Linked DNA regions of Homo sapiens: region 2 is linked to region 1. Evidence: chromatin contacts called from ENCODE Hi-C or POLR2A ChIA-PET data. All regions are on one chromosome and are shown on one strand. Each heading gives the region's core, a stretch centred on a gene start or an enhancer-like site at or near the end of the contact. The rest is flanking DNA. Distances are from core to core; before and after follow the strand shown. Region 1 holds the start of TIMM50 (translocase of inner mitochondrial membrane 50). Region 2 holds the start of ZNF780B (zinc finger protein 780B).

Evidence for each region. Hi-C counts contacts between places; a loop is a spot of excess contacts on that map. ChIA-PET counts read pairs that join two places held with the same protein, here RNA polymerase II (POLR2A). Pooled maps may share reads with other maps.
Region 2: a map with no recorded cell type shows a loop between it and region 1 (14-fold over the local background). The contact joins the promoter of ZNF780B here to the promoter of TIMM50 in region 1. A Hi-C loop is called at or near these places in 1 of 37 single-sample maps with no recorded cell type and 2 of 50 pooled maps. POLR2A ChIA-PET finds 5 or more read pairs at or near these places in 3 of 52 experiments (OCI-LY7, Panc1 and activated CD8-positive, alpha-beta memory T cell).

What each region holds. Positions count from the first base shown.
Region 1 is chr19:39,478,360-39,482,640 of GRCh38, reverse strand. It overlaps TIMM50 (translocase of inner mitochondrial membrane 50), which reads right to left and starts at 1,803. Exons shown (of 11, transcript NM_001001563.5): 1 at 1,680-1,803; 2 at 608-758. The coding sequence starts at 1,787. RefSeq lists enhancers at 1,351-1,400, 1,521-2,115.
Region 2 is chr19:40,054,499-40,059,408 of GRCh38, reverse strand. ZNF780B (zinc finger protein 780B) reads left to right here and starts at 3,178. Exons shown (of 5, transcript NM_001005851.3): 1 at 3,178-3,220. RefSeq lists an enhancer at 3,189-3,318.

The DNA of each region.
Region 1 (4,281 bases), core at 554-3,053:
TTGCCCAGGCTGGAGTGCAGTGGCACGATCTCGGCTCACTGCAAGCTCCGCCTCCCGGGTTCACGCCATTCTCCTGCCTCAGCCTCCCGAGTAGCTGAGACTACAGGCGCCCGCCACCACACCGGGCTAATTTTTTTTTGTATTTTTAGTAGAGATGGGGTTTCACCGTGTTAGCCAGGATGGTCTCCGTCTCCTGACCTCGTGATCCGCCCGCCTCGGCCTCCCAAAGTGCTGGGATTACAGGCGTGAGCCACCGTGCCCGGCCGGGTCTGTGGGATTTAAAGTAACTAGTGGGAAGGCTGGATTTTTGGCTGCTGAGGAAAGACAAAGTTTAGGAAGCTGATCCAGGCCTATCCTTCCCCATCTTCCCCTCTTTCCTTTATCCTGGTACAGGAACCAACTAGAAAGACTAGAACCTTAAGGAGTGGAAGGGAGAAGAAAGAAGACTTCCCTGGTTTTCAAGGTAGGTGTCTTATTTGGCTGCCCTATTGAGGAAGGAGCCAGGGAATGAAGACGAGAGAAGCTGGTAGTGGGCAAGAGTGGGAGGTTCCACAGTGGACCAGGGAGGCCAAGGAACAAAACTGGGGGACAGGGATATGTCCCTCACCAAAGATATAGACGACGCTCACAGTCCCACCAGCTCCAAGCAGCCCAGCAAGCCAGAGCGCAACTTTTTTGGCATAGCTGGGACCCTCTGAGCCCGGCTGCTGCTGTGGCCCTTGCGCCTTAGTGCTCCCGCGGCTCCCGATCTCTGCGGCCTGCGGTTGAGAAAGGGGAGGTCAGCCAAGAGAGAAGAGAGGTCAGGATGGTCCCCACCCTCCAGTCCAAGAAGAATCAAGTTCAGGAGCCAAGAGGCAGACACCCACAGAGCCCTGGACATCTGTGTCCCTGGAGTAGCAGTCAGGATGTGGGGCTGCTCAGAGGGTCAAAACCAGACTGTCCCGCACCAGGATGCCAGGAGTTTTAAAAGCTAACAGGCCAGGTGCACAGGATCCTGAAGGCAACAGGACTGGAGGGTCTGCAGCCCAGAAAAGCAAAGCACGGAGAATAAGGGATGGGAGGGCCTAAACACTGGGATGAGAGGGAACGGAGGGCACAAGTGGTGGGGGAAGGGGTACAGACAGAACCGGGAGTTACGACGTCCGGCTGCTTGGGGCTAAAAGTAGCAGAGTTATAGGGTAAGGGATAGGAGCGGAGGCGGGGAAGGGCAATCACTTGTCTGGGGCTTGGGGAACTAAGGCACAGAAGTGATAGACTTGGAGGTCAGAATGGCTGGGTCTCTGTCAACATGGAGGCAAGTCGAATTGGAAACCCAAACGTCTACCTCGCCACCACCAACGCCACAGAGAAAATAACTCCCACGGCCAGACTGGGACTCCAGCGTCCCAGGCCCCTCCTGCTCAAGTATCACCTGAGTGGTCACTGAAACGGGGAACGGTAACCCCCTCCTCCTCCGGCACCCACGTGGGTGGGAGGTGGGGTCTAAGGACACACCTGGATTCCCAGCCTCCAGCCTAGGGGAGCAACCACCCAGGAGGTTGGGAAGGGCCCCAAAACACAAGCGGCGTTTCATTCAGCACCCTGAGGTGAGGCGTCCCGGAACCCCCAAGGGGCGGCGATATGTCCGTAACTCCAGGGAAGGGACCCCACATTCAGAGGGCCACCCTCGTTCCGCTCACCTGATCTGGGGCCCGGCGGGGCGGCGTCGCCAACCTCGTGCACAGTCCCCGCGAGCCGAGCCGGAGCCCGCTTCGCAAGCGCGAGAACACCGCTGCCGAGGCCGCCATCTTGCGCTGACGCCACGCGGCCCCGCCCACTCGCTCCCTCTTCGCCCGCCCCGGGCCGGAGCTACAGCCAATGGAAACGCGGGGGAGGGGCGGGTGGACGGAAGCCCGAGAGAGACCAAAGGCATCGGGCGGATTGCCGCAGGCGCGTTTGCTTCTGACTAGTCTCCTGGCTGACCCTGGGGGCGACAACTGGGATTCAAAGTCATCTGGACCACGCCCCCTTGGGCCTTGCAGAGCGCCACCGCCCCTGCAAAGGACGCAGCGAAGGAAGGGATCACACTTATTGCCCAGAGATAAAGCTGAGGCCATAATGAAGGGAGTCAGTGGCTGCCTGATTTGTCCAAAAAAATAGTCACGAGTCAGGCCGCTTGTCTCACCGTGTAAGGCAATCGGCCCTCACCTCCCAATTGTCTGAAGGGATGGGTTGCCCCTCCACACCTGTGGGTGTTTCTCGTTAGGTGGAACGAGAGACTTTGGAAGAGAAAAAGACACAGAAACAAAGTATAGAGAAAGAAATAAAGGGGGCCCAGGGGACCAGCGTTCAGCATACGGAGGATCCCTCCAGCCTCTGAGTTCCCTTAGTATTTACTGATCATTCTTGGGTGTTTCTTGGAGAGGGGGATGCGTCAGGGTCATAGGATAATAGTGGAGAGAGGGTCAGCAGATAAACACGTGAACAACGGTTCATAGACAAGGTAAAGAATTAAATGCTGTACTTTAGATATGCATACATATAAACATCTCAGTGCCTTACAGAGCAGTATTGTTGCCCGCATGTTCCACCTCCAGCCCTAAGGCAGTTTTCCCCTATCTCAGTAGATGGAACATACAATCGGGTTTTATACCAAGACTTGCCCAGGGACGGGCAGGAGACAGATGCCTTCCTCTTGTCTCAACTGCGAAGAGGCGTTCCTTCCTGTTTTACTAATCCTCCTCAGCACAGACCCTTTACGGGTGTCGGGCTGGGGGACGGTCAGATCTTTCCCTTCCCATGAGGCCATATTTCAGACTATCACATGGGGAGAAACCTTGGACAATACCTGGCTTTCCTAGGCAGAGGTCCCTGCGGTCTTCCGCAGTGTTTGTGTCACTGGGTACTTGAGATTAGGGAGTGGTGATGACTCTTAAGGAGCATGCTGCCTTCAAGCATCTGTTTAACAAAGCACGTCCTGCACAGCCCTTAATCCATTTAACCCTGAGTTGACACAGCACATGTTTCAGAGAGCACGGGGTTGGTTATAGAGAACCCCGTCATCTATAACAGGGTATGGTTATAGATTAACAGCATCTCAAGGCAGAAGAATTTTTCTTAGTACAGAACAAAATGGAGTCTCCTATGTCTACTTCTTTCTACACAGACACAGTAACAATCTGATCTTTCTTTTCCCCACATTGTCAGAAATAGACATTGAGGCCCAGAAAACGACCTGAAAAGCCAGCCCTCGAAAACTCTTCTGGCCAGGCGCTGTGACTGACACCTATAATCCCAGTGCTTCGGGAGGCCGAGGCAGGAGGATCGCTTGAGGCCAGGAGTTTGAGACCACACTGGGTAACATAGCAAGACTGCAATCTCTATTTTTAAAATTAATAATAATAGGCCGGGCGCAGTGGCTCATGCCTGTAATCCCAGCACTTTGGGAGGCTGAGGCAGGCGGATCACCTGAGGTCAGGAGTTTTGAGACCAGCCTGGCCAACATGGGGAAACCACGTCTCTACTAAAAATAACAAAAAAAAAAAAAAATTAGCCAGGCATGATGGCACGCGCCTGTAGTCCCACCTACTGGGGAGGCTGAGCAGAAGAATCGCTTGAACCCAGGAGGCAGAGGTTGCAGTGAGCCTAGATTGTGCCACTGCACTCCAGCCTGGGCGACAGAGGGAGACTCCGTCTCAAAAAAAATAAAATAAAAATTAATAATAAAACTCTTCCTCACGTGGAGCTGGGAGGCAGAATCTGTTTTCTCTCCCATTCCTTCCTGCCATGATTTTCTATAAAGGACTGGAGAGCCAACCATTTTACCTGAGGCTCAGCCAAAGAACAGCAGTATCTGGCTGTACAGGGCTTGAGTGAGAAACGAATTAGAGGCTATAGATAAGACACCACGAACCTCCCTTAAATTGAGTGGAAGAAAAATCAGATCCTGTTTATGTAAACTTTAAAACCAAATACCAAGGTAGTAAAAATACAAATTCAAGAAAGGGAAAGACACAAGGAACTCGGCCCTCCTGGTTACTTCTGGGGGAATGGATTTAGGGTGCTGCTGAAGTGGGTCCTATCTAGTACATATTGTTTCCTGTTTCCTCAGCTGGCTGATGGGGACATTGGTGTTCTTGGTATATAATCTTGAACGTCTGAAATGTTTTTTGGTGTTTTTTTTTGTTGTTGTTGTTGGTTTTTTTTGGTTTTTTGAGACAGAGTTTTGCTCTGTCACCCTGGCTGGAGTGCAGTTGGTGCAATCTCGGCTCACGGCAACCTCCACCTCCCAGGTTCAAGCGA
Region 2 (4,910 bases), core at 1,929-4,428, 580 kb before region 1:
ATTGATGTTTCTGTGAGAGCTAAGTGCTGGAAAGTCCCATTCTTCTATCTTGCTGACATCACTCCTGTTAAGATTTTCTATTTTTTCTTGAGTCAGTGATAGTTTGTGTGTTTCTAGGACTTTTTCCTTTCCATTTAGGTTATTTTGTTGACATACAATTGTTTATAATTTTCTTCTATCATCATTTTCATTTTTGTAAGTTTAGTAATGTCTCCACTTTCAGCTCTGACTTTAGTAATTTTGATGTTTTCTCTTTTTTCTTGTTCAGTCCTGCTACAGTTTTGCCACTTTTTTTGATCTTTTCAAAGAACCAGCTTTTAATTTTGTAAGTTTTCTCTATTATTTTTCTATTTTCTATTTAATCTAACCTCACTTTTATCTTTATTATTTCCTTTCTTCTCCTGGTTTTGCTTTTTTTTTTTTTCTATTTTTCATATTCTAATTCCTAAGTGTATACAGTTAGGTCATTGATTTGACATCTTTCCTCCTTTTTATAGGCATGTAGAGCTATAAATTTTTCCCTGAGCAGTAAGCATCTCATGAACTTTAGTAAATTTGTATTTATCTAAAATGTTTTCTAAATTCTCTTTTTATTTGTTCTTTAACCCTTTGGTTGTTTAAGATTCTGTTGATTTGGCACAAAACAGTGATATCATCTATCCTTACTCCTATTCAGTATAGAAATTCAACAGAATTTCAGTTATCAGAACTTGCCAACATGAAGACAATGGGATTTAGTCCTACAAATTAAGGAAGAAACTGAATAAATAAAGTCATGAACTAACGTATTATATACAGGATTTAATTTTGAAATTCTTCAATTTTGCATAGGACTTTCTTCAGCTATGGCAGTAGTCTTTTGATGGTGCTCCCATTTCTAACTGGATACATTTACAATTTGTGTTAGAATGGAATGCAATTGAGAAGGTTTATGTTTCCGTAACACCTAAATTTGGCTTAACATTCAAAGGTATCATAAATTGAGCCAATTTGTTTGGCTTTAGGAATAATTTTTAAATAAATGTACCCTTCCTAGACTAAGTGGCAAAAAAAAAAGTAGAAATGTACTGTGAAGGCAAAATACATCAACTGCTAAAATATTTGCAATCTAATATTCCATATTCACAATACTCATGAGGATATTTTCCATTTCATTGGCTATATTCTAAGACTTCTGATTACCTTAGTATATGCAGAGTATATATCTCAATTTAAAAGGTATGGTGTTCAGAGAAGCGCCATTTGAAGGTAGCTATAATTTCAAGTTTATTAACCATAAAGTCCAGCATTGAGGATTACATACAATTTTATCAAAATTTAAAAATAATAGACTGTGTCAAAAAAAATCCTTAAAAATATGGTGATACTGGCTAAGAAATTGATTAAAGCATTGGAATATATACCAAAAATAATTATTCTGCTCTTTAATGCATAGTCAATATAGATAGCTTAAAATTTTTTCCTTACTACAAAAACATTATTTTGTTTTAATGCAAATATGTTATTGTTTACCCTTTAGGATATAACAGAAAATTATGACTCATAAAGGAAATTTTCAAACATTATATAATTTCAATTATCATAGTATTCATACATTTTCAAATTTTTACTACTTTGGACAATATATAGTGAGCTGTTATTGATTTCTAATTTAATTCCATTTTTGTCAAAAACATTCTTTGTATGACTTGAGTCCATTTACTCATTTATGGAGACTTGCTTTATGGCCCAGAATATGGTATACGCTGGAAAGTGTCTCCTGTCCACCTAAGATGAATTTTACTGTCTTTGAGAAGAGTGTTCCAGAAGTGTAAATGAGATCAAGCAGGTTGATATGTTGTTTAGATAATCTATACCCTGTTGCTTTTCTGCATTAGTTCTATCAATTACCAAGAGAGATATGTTGAAATATCTGATTATAATTGTGGATTTGTCTGTTACTTTATTGATCTAACAGGTTTTTACTCACATACTTAGAAGCTGTATTAAGAGCATAATTTAGGTTTGTTCTTTCCACTGGATGAACTGTATCCTTCATCATTATGATGATGTAACTTTCTTTATCCCTGATATAGTCTTTTTGGTGAAGTCACTTTGTTTTTAATATAGCCACTCCAGCTTTCTTTTGACTAGTGTTAGGATTTTATATATTTTTCCATCCTTTTACTTTTAACCTATTAGTGCTTTTATATTTTAAGTATTACCTGTAGGTAGCACGTATTTGGGTCTGACTTTTAAAAAAAAAATCCAACCTGACAACCTTCTTAAGTTAAGGTGTTAGACCAGTTACACTTAATGTGATCATTGATCCAATTAAGTTTGTTATCTTGCTATCTGTTTTCTGTCACAGTCGGGAATGAAAAGACATTTTGCTCTTCATTATTCCACGTTTCCGCTTTATATAGCATAGGAAACTACAAAAATCATTTTGAAAGTTCAATGTTGCTAGATTACAACAGTGAAATCAAGCTTTTCCTACGAAAAACAAACCCCCTTTGGCATTTATTTAGACTGTTTTAAGAAAATGTGTTAATTATTCATCCTTCAAGATAAGGCAAGTAATTCTCTGTGTACTTTTATCTGTTTCCATGCCGTCCTGAATCACGTTTTTCTCTCCAGATAACAGGAAGATTGTCTTGAAGAATCAAGTATATTTGATTCTGAAATCTCTCATGTAAACCACACTTCCTCTTCTAGTATAAAACCAACGATTCCTTTTCTTTCTTTCTTTCTTTTTTTTTTTTTTTTTGAGACGGAGTCTCTCCAACCATTTCTTTAGTTCAGGCTTTTCAAATTTATCCTAAGTCCCTTCAAATAGCACAAAGGGGAAGCCTATGCTCGGATCTGAGACGAAGAGGTCAAAGCAGCTACATTTTGACGTAATTTTACTTTAAATTCTTCTTTAAAAGTTCTGCTCATTTGCATTCTTTTGCATAGAGAGAAAAGGTAATTTACCCTGACGCACCGAAAACAGCAACGCTCCTCTCAGATGGGGATTCTCGCCCGTGGCCGCAACCTCTGCACCCCACGGTCTGGAACTCCCACAAATCCATTAGGCTCGGGTCCCTTAGGAGCCCCCAATGTATGCTGGGATCAACCTGAACAGACCATAGACCAAGACTTCTGAGGTTCTTTCTGCTCAGGACTGTATTTCCCAGAGGCCACCGCACCGGAATTAGCGGTTCCACTTCCTGTCTCCTGGGGTTGACGACCTAGCTGGGTAAGGTCTTCACGTCCTAGGAAGAAATCGGTGGCTGCGGGAGGTCTTCGTGGACTGGGACTCGAACCTGACCGACCCGGCAGTGCGGGTGGGCGAGAGCGAGGCGCTCAGAGGAGGAACCCGGGGCGCAGACGGAATCTGCCAGATCCTTAGGCGTGCGTGTGCGCGGGCATCAAAGGATGGGGATTGCGCGATCTTGAGTGACGGAGGGGACTGTGTGAGTGTGTGCGTGAGGCCCTGTGCACAGGACCGGGACGGCGTGTGGACGCAGTGCGTTTTGCTGGGGCTGTGTGAGTGTCACTGTGCCGGTGGTACTAGGCTCCTGCTGCTTCCTCCGTCTTTCCCCTTCAAAGCTGCAGAGGCTGCAGCAGAGGAATGAAAATGTCCCCAGTAGGGAGGTTAGATATTGAACCGAGAATGAAGCTTTGCACAAGAAGGCGCAGATCTGGACTCGGGGTGGGAATATGAGAGCTGGAAGTGCCTCTTGAGGGTCCCCCAGGAGGGCAGCTACATGTTGAGAACCCAGCGTCCCTCAGAGATCTGTCCCCAGGAACCAGCTTCGAACTCAGACCGATTCCTCCTCCTTTTATTTCCTTCTCATTTCGTACGAAGTGAGGGAAGTTGTGGCCATGGAGGGTGCTTTCAAACTTAGTCTGCGCTCCAAGAAAAGCCTGGAGTCTCACGCTTGCCGTATCCTTCTCCAGTCGTATTATTATCCAAAAGAAGGACCGAGAGGAGGATGAGAGCGTTATTGTTGCACACTTAAGTCAAGGGTGAGTTTGTGCTTTGTATTTGTTCAAGAAATGCGTTTTTGATTTTAGAATATAGAGGTTCCTGTAAATTTTTAGTGAATTTCAGGAGAATATGCAAATTGATTCTTGCCCCCTCCCATTGTGCCGCCTCCCAGCGAGCCGTTCCCCACCCCGCCCGCTCCCCACCTTGCCATTTAATATTCACAGAGCCATTTGGCAAATCGTTCACACCTTCCTGTACGCTCTCTTCTTCTAAGCTGGTATAAAAATAGTCCTCCAGAGGTTTATATTAAAGCTTTATTTTAGACTCTGCTTTGAAAAGAAGATTAGTTTGTGGAATCACACGCCAGGTTTCTGACTCTTTACAGGCCTCCTTTTCCAAGTAGGGAAGAATGGAGATGGTTGGGTGATTTCCATTCGTCTGTGAGGCTTTCAGGAATCGGAAAGTGATTGCACAGAAATTGGTATCAACCAGAGTCAGGATTTTTCGGGAGAGTCCATGAGATGATAATTGTAATACTTGCCAGATCTCTGTGAGATTCGGCAGTTCCGGTTGCATTTTGGGCTATTTGTGTGAACTGTGAGAGGCAGTACGCTGTTGCGGTTAAGAATAGGGGAGTGGATCCAGAGTATCTGGGTTGGAATGTTTGTTCTGTCCGTTTCTGGTCTTCTCAGGCTTGTAATGAACATTAGAATGAATTAATACTCTAAAACCTCTTAGAGCAGTGCTAGGCATATAATAATAAATGTTTAATGTTTTAGCTTTTGTTTTCGTGTGGTCATTTTAGGTCATTTCCCTTGACTTTCTATAGGACAGGAGCATTGGGAATATGTGATTCATTGTGATTGCTGCTTGCATAGTAAGAAAATGAGTGAGTTGCTCAAATGATCTAGGACAGAAGTTCTTTTTAAATTGACAGATAAAATTGTATGTATTT